Linked DNA regions of Homo sapiens: region 2 is linked to region 1. The links are chromatin contacts, found by Hi-C or POLR2A ChIA-PET in ENCODE. All regions are on one chromosome and are shown on one strand. Each heading gives the region's core, a stretch centred on a gene start or an enhancer-like site at or near the end of the contact. The rest is flanking DNA. Distances are from core to core; before and after follow the strand shown. Region 1 overlaps HIVEP3 (HIVEP zinc finger 3). Region 2 overlaps HIVEP3 (HIVEP zinc finger 3).

Evidence for each region. A loop is a pair of places that touch in the nucleus more often than their neighbours do. ChIA-PET counts read pairs that join two places held with the same protein, here RNA polymerase II (POLR2A). Pooled maps may share reads with other maps.
Region 2: POLR2A ChIA-PET joins it to region 1 with 12 read pairs in activated naive CD8-positive, alpha-beta T cell. The contact joins two enhancer-like sites. A Hi-C loop is called at or near these places in 2 of 37 single-sample maps with no recorded cell type and 5 of 50 pooled maps. POLR2A ChIA-PET finds 5 or more read pairs at or near these places in 2 of 52 experiments (RWPE1 and activated naive CD8-positive, alpha-beta T cell).

The regions. Positions count from the first base shown.
Region 1 is chr1:41,615,177-41,621,096 of GRCh38, reverse strand. All of the region lies in intron 3 of HIVEP3 (HIVEP zinc finger 3), which reads left to right. The region is part of intron 1 of LOC128125817; the gene reads left to right. Among named protein-coding and RNA genes, the nearest start is that of EDN2, 130 kb to the right of the region's middle. Within about 2 kb of position 2,901, at least 13 of the 41 ENCODE cell types and tissues checked have a DNase peak (open chromatin) inside an H3K27ac peak, as active enhancers do.
Region 2 is chr1:41,847,995-41,853,914 of GRCh38, reverse strand. All of the region lies in intron 1 of HIVEP3 (HIVEP zinc finger 3), which reads left to right. Among named protein-coding and RNA genes, the nearest start is that of HIVEP3, 68 kb to the left of the region's middle. Within about 2 kb of position 2,159, at least 2 of the 41 ENCODE cell types and tissues checked have a DNase peak (open chromatin) inside an H3K27ac peak, as active enhancers do.

The sequences.
Region 1 (5,920 bases), core at 1,652-4,151:
AGGCGGGAATGAATAATCCTCCCAAAGGGCAATTGGGAACACCCAAGCTCAAACGTGGCAAGTGACTTGCCCAGGGTCACACTGTCAATTACTTGCAGGTGTGGGGCTGACCAGTTATGGAACAGGCTTCCTCTCCCAATCTCAGGGCCTCGGGTGGTCCTCGAGGTGCCGCAGGTGGAAGAAGAACAGGCCAAGGCAAATGCCTCCGGTACCCAGCACTGCCTGGTGCACAGTAGTGGTTGATCAGTAATTGTTGAACCAATCAGGGTTTCTGTTTGCTTGAAGGAAAGGGTAGGAGTGGAGGGTGAGTGACTGGGTGAATGGGTGCTATGAGGACAAAGGAGAGTGGAGTTTAGAGGTAGCACTAGTGTCGCAAGCCTGAAGGTTTACCAGAGACAGAGGGGTGAAAAGATGAGTGGGGCACTAAGCATATTGAATGTGAGAGCTGCTGGAAATGCAGGATTGGGGCGTGCTGGGTGGGGCAGGTGATGTGTGCAGCTGTGGAAGCTGCTACCAAGTCAAGGTGAGCAGTGCAGAGAGAGAAAAGCAGGGGATTAGAGACCAAAGCTTGAGGACTGAGTACAGGCATCTAGGAAGAAAAAGCTTGGATGGAAGAGTCAGAGAAGTGCTCAGACAGGTGAGAGGAGAGGTAGGGCAGGACAGGAGGATCAGAAAAGGGAGATTTGAACAGCCAAATCACCTAGGCCACTTAGTTTGGGCTGCTCTTTAGAATAAAGCCAGCTATCCTAAAAGAAACTATGTCATGGGTAAATAAAAATGTCAATCAAACTAAAACTGAAATCACGAGAAAAAATTTCTGTTTGCTTGAGGTTTGTGCTCCTGGCCAGCGTAGCTGCAGGTGTGGGAAAGCGAGTGGAAACTGGACCCACCTGTGCCACCTGTCAGGACAAGCCCTGCTGTCTTGCCTCTGTTCGGGCTCTGTTTGGCATGCCTCCCTGGGGTCGTTTCAGTGCTCCCAAGCCTTTGTCCTCTTCTCCTGTGTCTGCCTTAGCACCTTTCCCCCTTTCCTTCCATTTCTTTTATTCATTCAACAGATATTCAAAGGAACTCAGCTGCAGCCCCCAAACCCCTGCAGAGCCTGTGAGTCACCCACTAGAGAGCTTGAAACATGGAGATGGAGATTCCTAGACGTGCAAATTCAGGATGCCTAAAAGCAGGGAGTGGCCAGCCATGCCTAGGTGCTCACTGCAGCCTAATCTGAGCAGCCTCTCTGGGGCTACCTCTGCGAATTTCCTATTTTGGAGCTGCTCTACCGGGGCTGGTTGGGGTTGGGGGACTGAGGCCCAGGTGTCTGGGTGTTTATTCCATATGGCTCCAAAAATATAGCATTCGGACAGCCTCCCAGCTGACCTCCCTGGAGCCCTGGCTCTCCCTCTGCTGAGCCTACATATGCCACCAAACTCATCCCTTCCCCCACTCCTAACACCCATACCAGTCAGGTGACACCCCAGCCACCATCACCATCCTCATCCATCCTCAAAGAGGTAGGTCATCCTTACCTTCGGCCCTACTTAGACATAAGGGGCCAAGCACCATTCTGGGTGACAAAGCACAAAACACCTGCCTCTTGGAGTTACATTCTGGTAGGGAAATAGACAAACATATCGTCACTACACACACATGCACACTCTCTATAGACTGTATATTTTGTGAGATCTTAAAAACATAAGTGTATGTAAAATAAATGTAAATATATTATCTTCTTAAGTAACATACATAGTATGTGACAAGGTGGCAGTCAGGAAAGGAATAGGGGGCACGGGGCTGGCAGGTTGTCAAGGTTTTGAAATCAGGCAGTCAGGACGGGTGGAGAGTAAAGACCTGAGGGAGGCGAGGAGCAAGTGCTGGGGGTATCAGAAAAGAGTATTCCAGGCGGAGGCAAGATCAGCCTGCTGGGAACAGCAAGGAAGCTGGTGTGGCTGGAGGAGTGGGGGTGGGGGCACAGGAGCAGAGGAGGCTGGAAGGGAGAGGCAGGCACAACATCCAGAAGCCCTGGGAGGCCTGAGCAGAGGAGTGGGCTGTCCTGCCGAAGGAGGCTGTGGAGGCTGCCCTGGAGGGGGCGGGGGCAGCAGCCCGAGGCCAGCTAGGAGGCAGTGATGTGACAGATCAGGAGGTGATAGAGTCACACACCAGGGTGGCAACTGCGGGGGCCATGGGAAGGGGTCTGATTCCAGCTCCATTTTGAGGTCAAGCCAACATGATTTGCTGACAGATGGGACGTGAGGTATAAGAGAAAGAGTTCTGAGAGGGGAGCCAGGCTGACACATCTGTTCAGTCTTCTCTCAGACTAGTCAACTTCTTCAAGCCTCAGTTTCCTCATCTGGAAAATGGGCCAGGTGGATAGATAACTTCCAAGGTCCCTTTTGTCTTGGGAAACTCATCCTTGAGCTCAGGTCACTGGGGCCTGGGGTGGTCAGGGAAGGCTTTGAACAAGTGAGTAGAACTCGGGCTTAAGAAAGGACTTAGACCAGACACCACCGAAAGGGAAAGAACGGGACAGGGGCACCCAGGCAAAGGGTTGCAAGGCCTATGAGTGGTGCCCGAGGATGGCAGGCAGACGCTGCTGTCAGAGCACTGGGCCTCGGTAGGAGGCTGCCAGGAGCCACAAGGATGGGCACACCAGCTCCTCAACACTACGCCCTTTGGAATAAACCAGCAGGTTCAGGGCCCGAGCACATTTTGCAAACACTGAGGCCCTCAATTTTCAGCATTTTCAGATGGACATGCTTAGGCAGGAAGGAACAAGGCTTGGCTCCTGGCCTGGGGAGAGTTAACCTCCTGGCCCGGCATTGCATAACCGCAGAGTCTGCTGAGCGCAAGGAGACTCTTCTGTGTGGCAGCCAGAGTGGCAAGCCTGGTGGCTCCGGGCTCTGGCACCATCCCGCAGCGGAACAAACAGCCCTCCCTTCCCAGATAATGGCCCTCATTGAGCATTGTGTCCATGGCCAGCACCCAGCACAGGGCAGCTCAGCCTGGGTAAGTTTCCTCTCTTGGCTGCTTAGCAAAATATTTACACTACGCCTTTCTAGTAAGATGGTTCCTAGGAACCAGCAGGCAGAGAGAGCTGGGGAAATGCACCCACCAGTGACCCTGGTCTCAGCTTAGGGAAATGCTGCCACACACCCAATGACATGTGAGCCTGGTGCGGTCATTGCCCTCCAGGGCTCTTTTGTAAAAGAAGACACTGAACTAAAAGATGCTTAGAAGCCTGTCCAGTTCCAAAGCCATTGGCATCTTCTCTAATTAAAGAGTGAACTCCAGTTTCTTATGATGTGGGAGTAGAATTTGGCTGGTCTTTAATATCTCACAAAGGGTCTCTTTCTCAGGAAGGCATGTGTGTGATTTGGGAGAGGTGAAGATGAGAAGTCTGAATCCTACCTACTTGGTTCTCTCCCGTGCATCATGGATGTCAGGAAACACTGTTGATATCTCCTGTGCACTGTCAATGTCCCTCTCTGTGTGTCTTTGAATGGGGAGCAAGGGGCATAAGCCAGATCACCCCAGGCGGTGCCGCACTTTAAGAGGTATCTGGACCAGCCCTCAGGAGCATGCAGCCCTTGTCAGAGGAACTTTTGAAGAAACTGGGTAACAGAATACTTGAGAGACAGACTTGCTGTCCTCAACCACCCCAGGGGTTGTCTGGAGAAAAAGGGTCAGAGATGTTCTGTGTGGTCCTCGGGACAGAATCAAAACCAGTGAGTGAAAATGACATGGCTCATTATTAGGACGATGGCCCAAACAATAGGCCCCATAGGTATTTTAACCAAAAACACACACATTGATCCATGTTTCCACTTCTGGAAATCCGGCCTATGGAACAATGAATGCATCAGTCTGTAAAGATATGTGTATAAAGGATGTTTATGGCAAAATTCTAGTAGGAAAACTTACAAAAAATATACAAACTTAACAGTAAATTTAAAGGTATTCCATCCAAACCATGGTCCATCATTCAGCTGTAACAAGATTGAGACAGATCCTGTCTCTGTTTGGAAAGGCAGTACGGTAGAGTGGTTAGGAGCACAGGGTCTGAAGACAGACAGCCAGGGTTCAAATCCGGATCCCACCACTTACAAACTGTGTTGCTTGACCCTCTGGCCATTCACACTCCTCTTTGGTAAAGTAGGGATTGCAATAGTGCCTGTCCTTTAAGCTTGTTAGGAGCAGTAACTGAGTTAATTATGTGAGGTGCTTATAACTGTGCCTGGTACAGGATAACTGCTCACAACCTATTGGCCTGTAGCCTAGAAAGACTGTCCATGAGGAAGGCCGAGTGCTGAGGAATGTACATAGGATGATACCATTTTTAGAAAAACAAAAATTGAGCAGGTGCAGTAGCACAAGCCTGTAATCTGAGATACTCAAGATGCTAAGGCGGGAGGATCATTTGAGGCCAGGAATTTGAGACCAGCCTGGGCAACATAGTGAGACTCCATCTCAAAAAAAAAAAAAAAAGGCTCCCCATCTTCCCCACTTCCTATACCCTGTTTGAAAAAAAAAAAAAAAGTAATTGCTATTGCCTCAGGCAGTGAGTGGCCTCCTGAGAGCAGCCTCTAAGGAAGGCTGGAGTCTCAAATGGGAGCTTGGGTCAGTGTCCTTGGCAGTCCCTTCAACCCGGAGACTCTGAGACTCTGTGCGTCCCTCTTAGAAATCTCAAAGTACATCCTACCCTGCCTTTAACTGAACGGGATAGTCTGCTGTTTGCAAAAATATACATGCCAAGACACGTCCTTTGTGCAGGTGGGGAACAAAGATGTTGGCTGGGGGCTTAATTCTACAGCACTGCCCATTGCCCTGCTGTGGCATTCATCAGTGGAGCCCACATGGTTCCACTTGGGGTGCTCTAAGTTTCCTCCTAGACCCATGGGTTTGTATGAGCCATGCCAACCATGACACCATGACCTGTCTGAAATGGACTCCACCTTGGTCAGGTACAATGATGCTCAGATCCACCCACCACATGTCACAGGCTTTGGGAGTGGAGGGAGAGGTGACAGAAGCTCCCCACCTGGGGCATGTCTCTTGTGGAAATCAGTCATTTCTTCTCCCCTTTGGTTAAACCACTTGAGATGCGGTAGAGAGTGTCATCTTAGCAGAGAGAAAACACACTTGTTAAAGGAGTCTTGGAGTTATTAATATATTTAACAAATATAAAATATTTTCAAAATATTTCATCCAAGCAGCAATATTATGCATGATAATATAACACTAGTGAACTCACCACCCTGCTAAAAAAAAAAAAAAAAAAAAAAAAAAAAAAGACTTGTCAAATACAGTGGAAGCCCTGCATCGCTTCCACAATGTGGGTCCCTTTCTCCTGTGCTCCCAGGAGTGACCGTCATCCTGAACTCGGGATTACCATCCCATGATTGTTTTCTGGGTTTACCCTGCCCCCACCGGGCTTGCCCTGAGTTGGGTGAGGCCCTGTGCCTCTCTGCCCACAGTCTTTTCCTGTTAGACTCTTTTGGTGAGTTTCAGCCTTTGGTTACATCTAAATGTCCACCGGCCCTGCCACTGTTTCTGGGCAGTCTTGGTGCCTGTCCTGTCACTGGCCTTGTGGTCTTGCGCGAATCCCTTCTCTTCCTTGGGCCCAGCATCTTCACCTGTCAAACGTGGACTTTAGACCCCACTTAAGTGCCCTCTAGCTCTAAGCTTGCGTGGTGTGATGGGGAAGCCAGGCTGAGGGTTCTCCAGGTGGAGGAGATGGGGGGCAGCCCCAGTGCATCCCAAGGTGAGGGACGGGCCGATTTCCCAAGTTCAGGACATAAACCATGAGTAGAAGATGAGCTGATTTTGGGAGAACATGCTGGAAGTTCTTTAATTGACTGGTAAAATTATTTATTTAATTCAGTAAAAAATACTAGTTGGCAGTTTCTCCTGTGGTCCCTATTGCTTAGGA
Region 2 (5,920 bases), core at 910-3,409, 230 kb before region 1:
TTCATCATCATTTACAGACAGGCTTCTCTAGCTGGCATCAGCAGCCTAGAGCCGCTGCTGAAGGTTGGCAGGTGGAGACCCTGGGTAGCTTGTGGCAGGTTCGCCTTGGTGAGTTCCCAAGTGCCTCAAACCCCACTGAACTAAAGCTGCTGGATCATCCAGTTTCTGGGTACCCTCTTCACTCCTACTTTCCCTCACTCACTCCTCTCAGCCTGGAACTCCCTTCCTCTCCCTTTCTACACGTTGAAATCCTTCTGTTTTTTAAGCTCCTTACTATATAACACCTCTGATATGGTTTGCCTGTGTCCCCACCCAAAATCTCACTTGAATTGTAATCCCCATAATCCCCACATGTCAAAGGAGAGAGCAGGTGGAGGTGATTGAATCGTGGGGGCAGTTTCCCCCATGCTGTTCTCATGATAGTGAGTTCTCGAAATATCTGATGGTTTTATAATTGTTTGGTAGTTCCTCCTGCTTTCATTCTCCTTCCTGCCACCTTGTGAAGAGGGTGCCTTGCTTCCCCTTCACCTTTCACCATGATTGTAAATGTCCTGAGGCCTCCCCAGCCATGCAGAACTACGAGTCAATTAAACCTCTTTCCTTTATAAATCACCCAGTCTCAGTATGTCCTTATAGCCGTGTGAGAACAGACTAATAGAACCTCCCTGAAACTTTCCTGATTCAAGAAGATTCTAGCCCTCATTACATCATAGCAACATTGTCAGAAATCCAAGAATTTGCCTCTGATCCAGACAACCCAATAAACACAGCATTTTGGAGCCAGAAGAGAGCTGGGCCAGTCTCTGTTTTCTTGAAGAAGACCTCCTCCAGCCTGCTCACTTTATTCCCCACATGCCTCCCACCCTGTTTCTTTTCAGGTAATGAACTCTAAAACACAGCCATTCGTGGTGGGGACGTGAAGTCTCTGTTCCCACCCAGACTGTGTGCTGCTTGGTGGCAGGAACTGGCTGCTGTGTTTGTCTTCCCAAGGACAACTTTACACAGTTCTGCGTGAAATCTGTGCTCAGCTGTAAGTAGTTAGTAGCCAGTTGCTGGAGTGAACTGAACTCTTGGAAGAAAGGATAAGAAATTACTGTTTGCATGAGACTTGTCATTAAGGTTATCACTTAAGGAAGAGTGGAAACAGTTTGGGAGTAACTGGGTCAGAGGAGGTGATTTCTGTAACATGAGGACACCTTATAGCCAAGAGCCTCGTTGCCTGGAACATTAAAGTTTGGTCAATGAGAAATTGGCAGTGCAGCCCATGAAGACTGAGAAAGGAGACCTTCTCCAATCTTGGGAATCCATCCAAAGATCCCAATACCATCCACCCCACCTTCTTGGCAAGGGAAGAAGTATAGGCCCTGCTTTTGGGAGTGGAGTGTAGAACCCACCCTAAGGACATGAAGAAGCCAGGGCCTGGTCATAAGAGGGAAGCTGGCTTCTCTGATATTCCTGTCTCTGGGATTCTGGCCTATCCAAAGCATTTGGGCCAAAAGTGAGGGCTTCCGGCTTGTTTCTTACACCTGCCCCTGGCTCAGGGCCGATGACGGTGTCCCTGTGTCCCTCTGTGGCCTCTCACAGTGGTCTTCTCCTGGGCTTCCTGTTGGCTGCCCTGCTCATGGCTGTGCTGTGGCTGCTGGCAGCCCCACGGGGCTCTGAGGAGCCCATGCCAGCACCTTAGGGCTTCTGCTCTTGAGCCGGGGCTCCCACGCAGCAGCCTGGGGTCTGAGAGTGCTGGTAGAACTAAGGAAGGCAAAACAGCAAGACTGAATGGAGATGCATGCCGAGAAATTTCACCTATTTGGATCTCTCCAGAGCCTATGTGGTCTTATCAATAATCATTTAATAGCAACTTATATTATTTTACTATTTACAGAGAGTGTCCACATATGTTAACTTCCTTGATCCTCACAAACACCCTATCCCTTGGGTATTTTCTACCAGCCCCATGAGGCTCAGAGAGATTTACATGACTTTTTGAGGGTTTGAACCCAACTCTTTGGTCTCAAAAACATCTCATTCCAGTACACCTCATTGCCTCCCAAGCCCTGTATCCAGGAAGACCTGACTCACCAGCATGCTTTCTGTGCGAAAGGACACCAGAGCTGAGAAGTAAATCGACACCACCCCCAATCCCTGCAACTTCCTCTTCTCTGTCCTGTCATTGAGAACACCAGCCTAAGGGCACGTTTTTCTCCTTCCACGTTCTATTAAAGCTCAGTAGTCTAACTCCTACTATTGAAAATGAGAGAAACAGGAAGGAAAGTCTCAAATTCCAACTTTGGAAACCACGTTGAAAGAAGGTGCTCTCATCTGGACATGATGGTTCACGCCTGTAATCCCAGCACTTTGGGAGGCCGAGGCTGGCAGATCACGAGGTCAAGAGATTGAGACCATCCTGGCTAACATGGTGAAACCTTGTCTCTACTAAAAATACAAAAATTAGCCAGGTGTGGTGGCACGTGCCTGTAGACCCAGCTACTTGGGAGTCTGAGGCAGGAGAATTGCTTGAATCCAGGAGGCAGATGTTGCAGTGAGCCAACATCATGCCACTACACGCCAGCCTGGCAACAGAGCAAGACTCTGTCTCAAAAAAAAAAAAAAAAAAAAAAAAAAAAAAAAGAAGAAGAAGAAGGTGCTCTCTCATCATTCTTCTGTACATTCATTTGTTCATTAGACAGATATGTATAGAGAATCTGCTGTGTCCCAAGCACTGTTCTAGGTGCTGCGGTTATAGTGGTAGACAGAAAGGTAAAGTTCCTGCCCTCTCGAAGCTCACATCCTACTTTCAGGGGGTAATGAGCAAGTAGATGATGAACAAATGTTTTATATAGTTCTAGGGCTATAAGGAGTGTAGAGAAGGCTGATGAGATGCAGTGTAACTGGCAGGAGGGGAGTGAGAACTACTTGGGTAGATGATCAGGAGATACTCTGCAAGAGGAAACATACAGAAGGAGCCTGACATGAGAAAACTGGGGCAGCAGTTTTCCAGGAAGAGGGACCAGCACAGGTCCAAGTTGAAACTCAGAATGGAATTTTAGGAAATTATATTCTTCATGATGGTTAGATCCTGTGGGCTATCATCACTGCAGTTCAACAATGTGGTGCCTAGTAGGAAGAGTTCTCCCAGGAACCCTCCACGTGTGCTATGGGATTTCTGAGAAAACCAGTTCTGAGTTCTAGGCAGTGGACTCACAGTTGAACTTGGAGGGAACCAAGAATTGCTTCCATCATAGCCTTACTAAGAAATGACCATGGCATGGCCTGAGTGCTTCGGCATGGAGGACCAGAAGGGGAAGCCCTAATTTGCCAGTTGCAGACTCTTGAGCCTTGTGACTCTAATGACGACAAAAATTAGGAGATTTTCTAGGACTCCACGTTTGCGATTTTGAGAGTAGTGCTGCTGGGGTTCCTGGTTTGGGTTCTATTGATTGTTTCATTGTTTCTGTGTGCAAGTTACCCTCTCTAAGCTTAGTTTAATTAATATTATATTAAGTGAGGTAGTTAGATTATATGAACCCTAAGGCTCCTTTTATTCTTAACCTTAAAATAAAAACATTTTGTAAACAGTTTTTCTTTGTGTGTGTGGTGGCCTTTTCTGTGCCTCTGCTTTGGATGAGGTTACAGGGCTGAGTGCGAGTGAGTCATTAGTGGTTCCTTTGATATAAGACAGGTGATACTATTGAACACTGTTGGTGGTAGACCAGTGGTTCTCAAAGTGTGGTCTCTGGACCAGCAATAGCTGGGCTTGGGAACTTGTTAGAAACTCTAGCTGTCAGCCTCCACCCCAGACCTACTGATTAAAAAACCGTAGGAGTGTAACCAAAACTCTGTGTTTTAACAAAGTCTACAAATGATTCTGATGCATGCTAAAGTTTAGGAACCACTAGAGTAGAGTATGTGCTTTAAGATTTGGGTCTACCGGCCAGGCGTGGTGTCTCATGCCTGTAATCCCAGCACTTTAGGAGGCCAAGGTGGGTGGATCCCAAGGTCAGGAGTTTGAGACCAGCCTGGCCAACATGGTGAAACCCCATGTCTACTAAAAATACAAAAATTAGCTGGGCATGGTGGTGCATGCCTGTAGTCCCAGATACTCGGGAGGGTGAGGCAGGAGAATTGCTTGAACCCAGGAGGCAGAGGTTGCAGTGAGCCGAGATTGCGCCATTGCACTCCAGCCTGGGCGACAGGGCAAGACTTGGAAAAAAAAAAAAAAAAGATTTGGGTCTACCACTGATGGATCCTTACATTCCAGTCACTGTCATGGTCACAGCAAGTAGTTGCATGTCTGTGCAAATATTGCAATAAGATGTTTATTCAGCTTGGCTTGGTGAACAGTCCTGTGACTCTAAAGCAGAAAATGTTCCTGGCCTGTGCTAGGACTGGACCCACACTCTCCTCCTTGGTATTATGTCCCATCCACTCCTCTAGGTGAGCATCTGCATGGAGGAGGGGTTAGCAAGGAGGCAGGCTGCTTCCAGAAGTTGTGACAGAGTGCTGTTGGATGTGCTTCTGGGGAGACTGATGTAATTGGAGAAGTTTGTGCATGGTTAGTTTCCACACATTTTTAAAGTATGAAACTGTCTTGGGTTTCTAAGTCCTTGGTAGATATATCTGCGTGCATCTGTCGTGAAGATCAGTGGTGATGAAAGGTCTCAGGTGCCATAGAATAAGCAATCTGGTGACCCTGCTGCACACTGAGTTTAGAGTTCTGATTCAGTTTGGTTTCCCTTATCTAAATGTCCACTCGTGAACTAGAATGAGGTGACCAGATGGTCCAGATCACCCAGGACTGCCCCGTGTTTCCCCTTCCTGTCCCTCTCAGTCTGGTGTCTCGGATTTGTTCCTGTGTTGCCCACTCCTGCTGGATCTTGTCCAGTCGAGGGACAAACGTCCTGAAGAATGGGAAGAAAGGAGGTTCTGAAGGCACAGATTCCAATACCATGCCAGAGGTTGAGGACACTGGTGCTTGAAGGGAAACTGGCACACTCTGGAGCCCCAAGAAGAGCTGGAGCTGGAGGCATGCGGCCCACGAAGGGTAGAAGTAAGTTCATTTCTCTGGTAGGGCTTAGGGGAGGGGTAGTCACAGGTAGGGCTTGGGATGTGGGGCTGGGATGGCTCCTACAGGGCCAGAAGGCAAAGAAAGGGCAGCAGATGGGCACAGCAGGGACAAGGGTGTGGTGAGGAATCTGACTGCTCCAGCCCAAGCTGGCATGGCCTCTCTGCTCTCGCCTTCTGCCCTCTTTCTGTAATCTTTCATCTCTGAGGATGTTGGGCCATTCCTGGGTCCCTCCTTCTTCCTGCAATTCTCTCTACCCTTCCACCCTGTTGCCCTCTCCCCTCCCTCGCTTCCTATTGTGTCCTGCCCACTGCCGATTCCATCCTCCTTATCTCATGTCTATCCATGATTGACATGATGGAAATGGCACAGTAGAGTCCAATGGTGATAAGCACTCTCCGTGTTTGCAGGTACCAGCCATGACCAAGAGCCCTTCACATCATCTGGCAATCCATCCAGAACCCACTGAATGGAGGACAGCACAGCGAGGTCTTTCTCATTTTGTAACTGCAAAAGCTGGAACAAGAGCCAGAGAAGCCAAAGAAGCAGTACAAGTCCAACAGCTTTTAGAATAACCCTGAGAAAATGGTTGAATTTTGACCAGTTTTGCAATTGGATACTATGAGAAGAGACCTTCCCTCCTGCACTGGATTTCATCATCATACCTGGAGGCCATTCCTCATGGGACTTTGGCCATCTCATATCCACCTTTAAGCATGTTATTCCCATTTCAGCTGTGGTAGCTCTGGGTATCCTTCCCTAGGAGAAAATATTAATCTTTTCTCCCTCTGAGTTCTGGATTAAACTGTCTTATCTGAAACTGGGTCACTTTAGGCTAGAAGCACCACTAGACATTCCTGT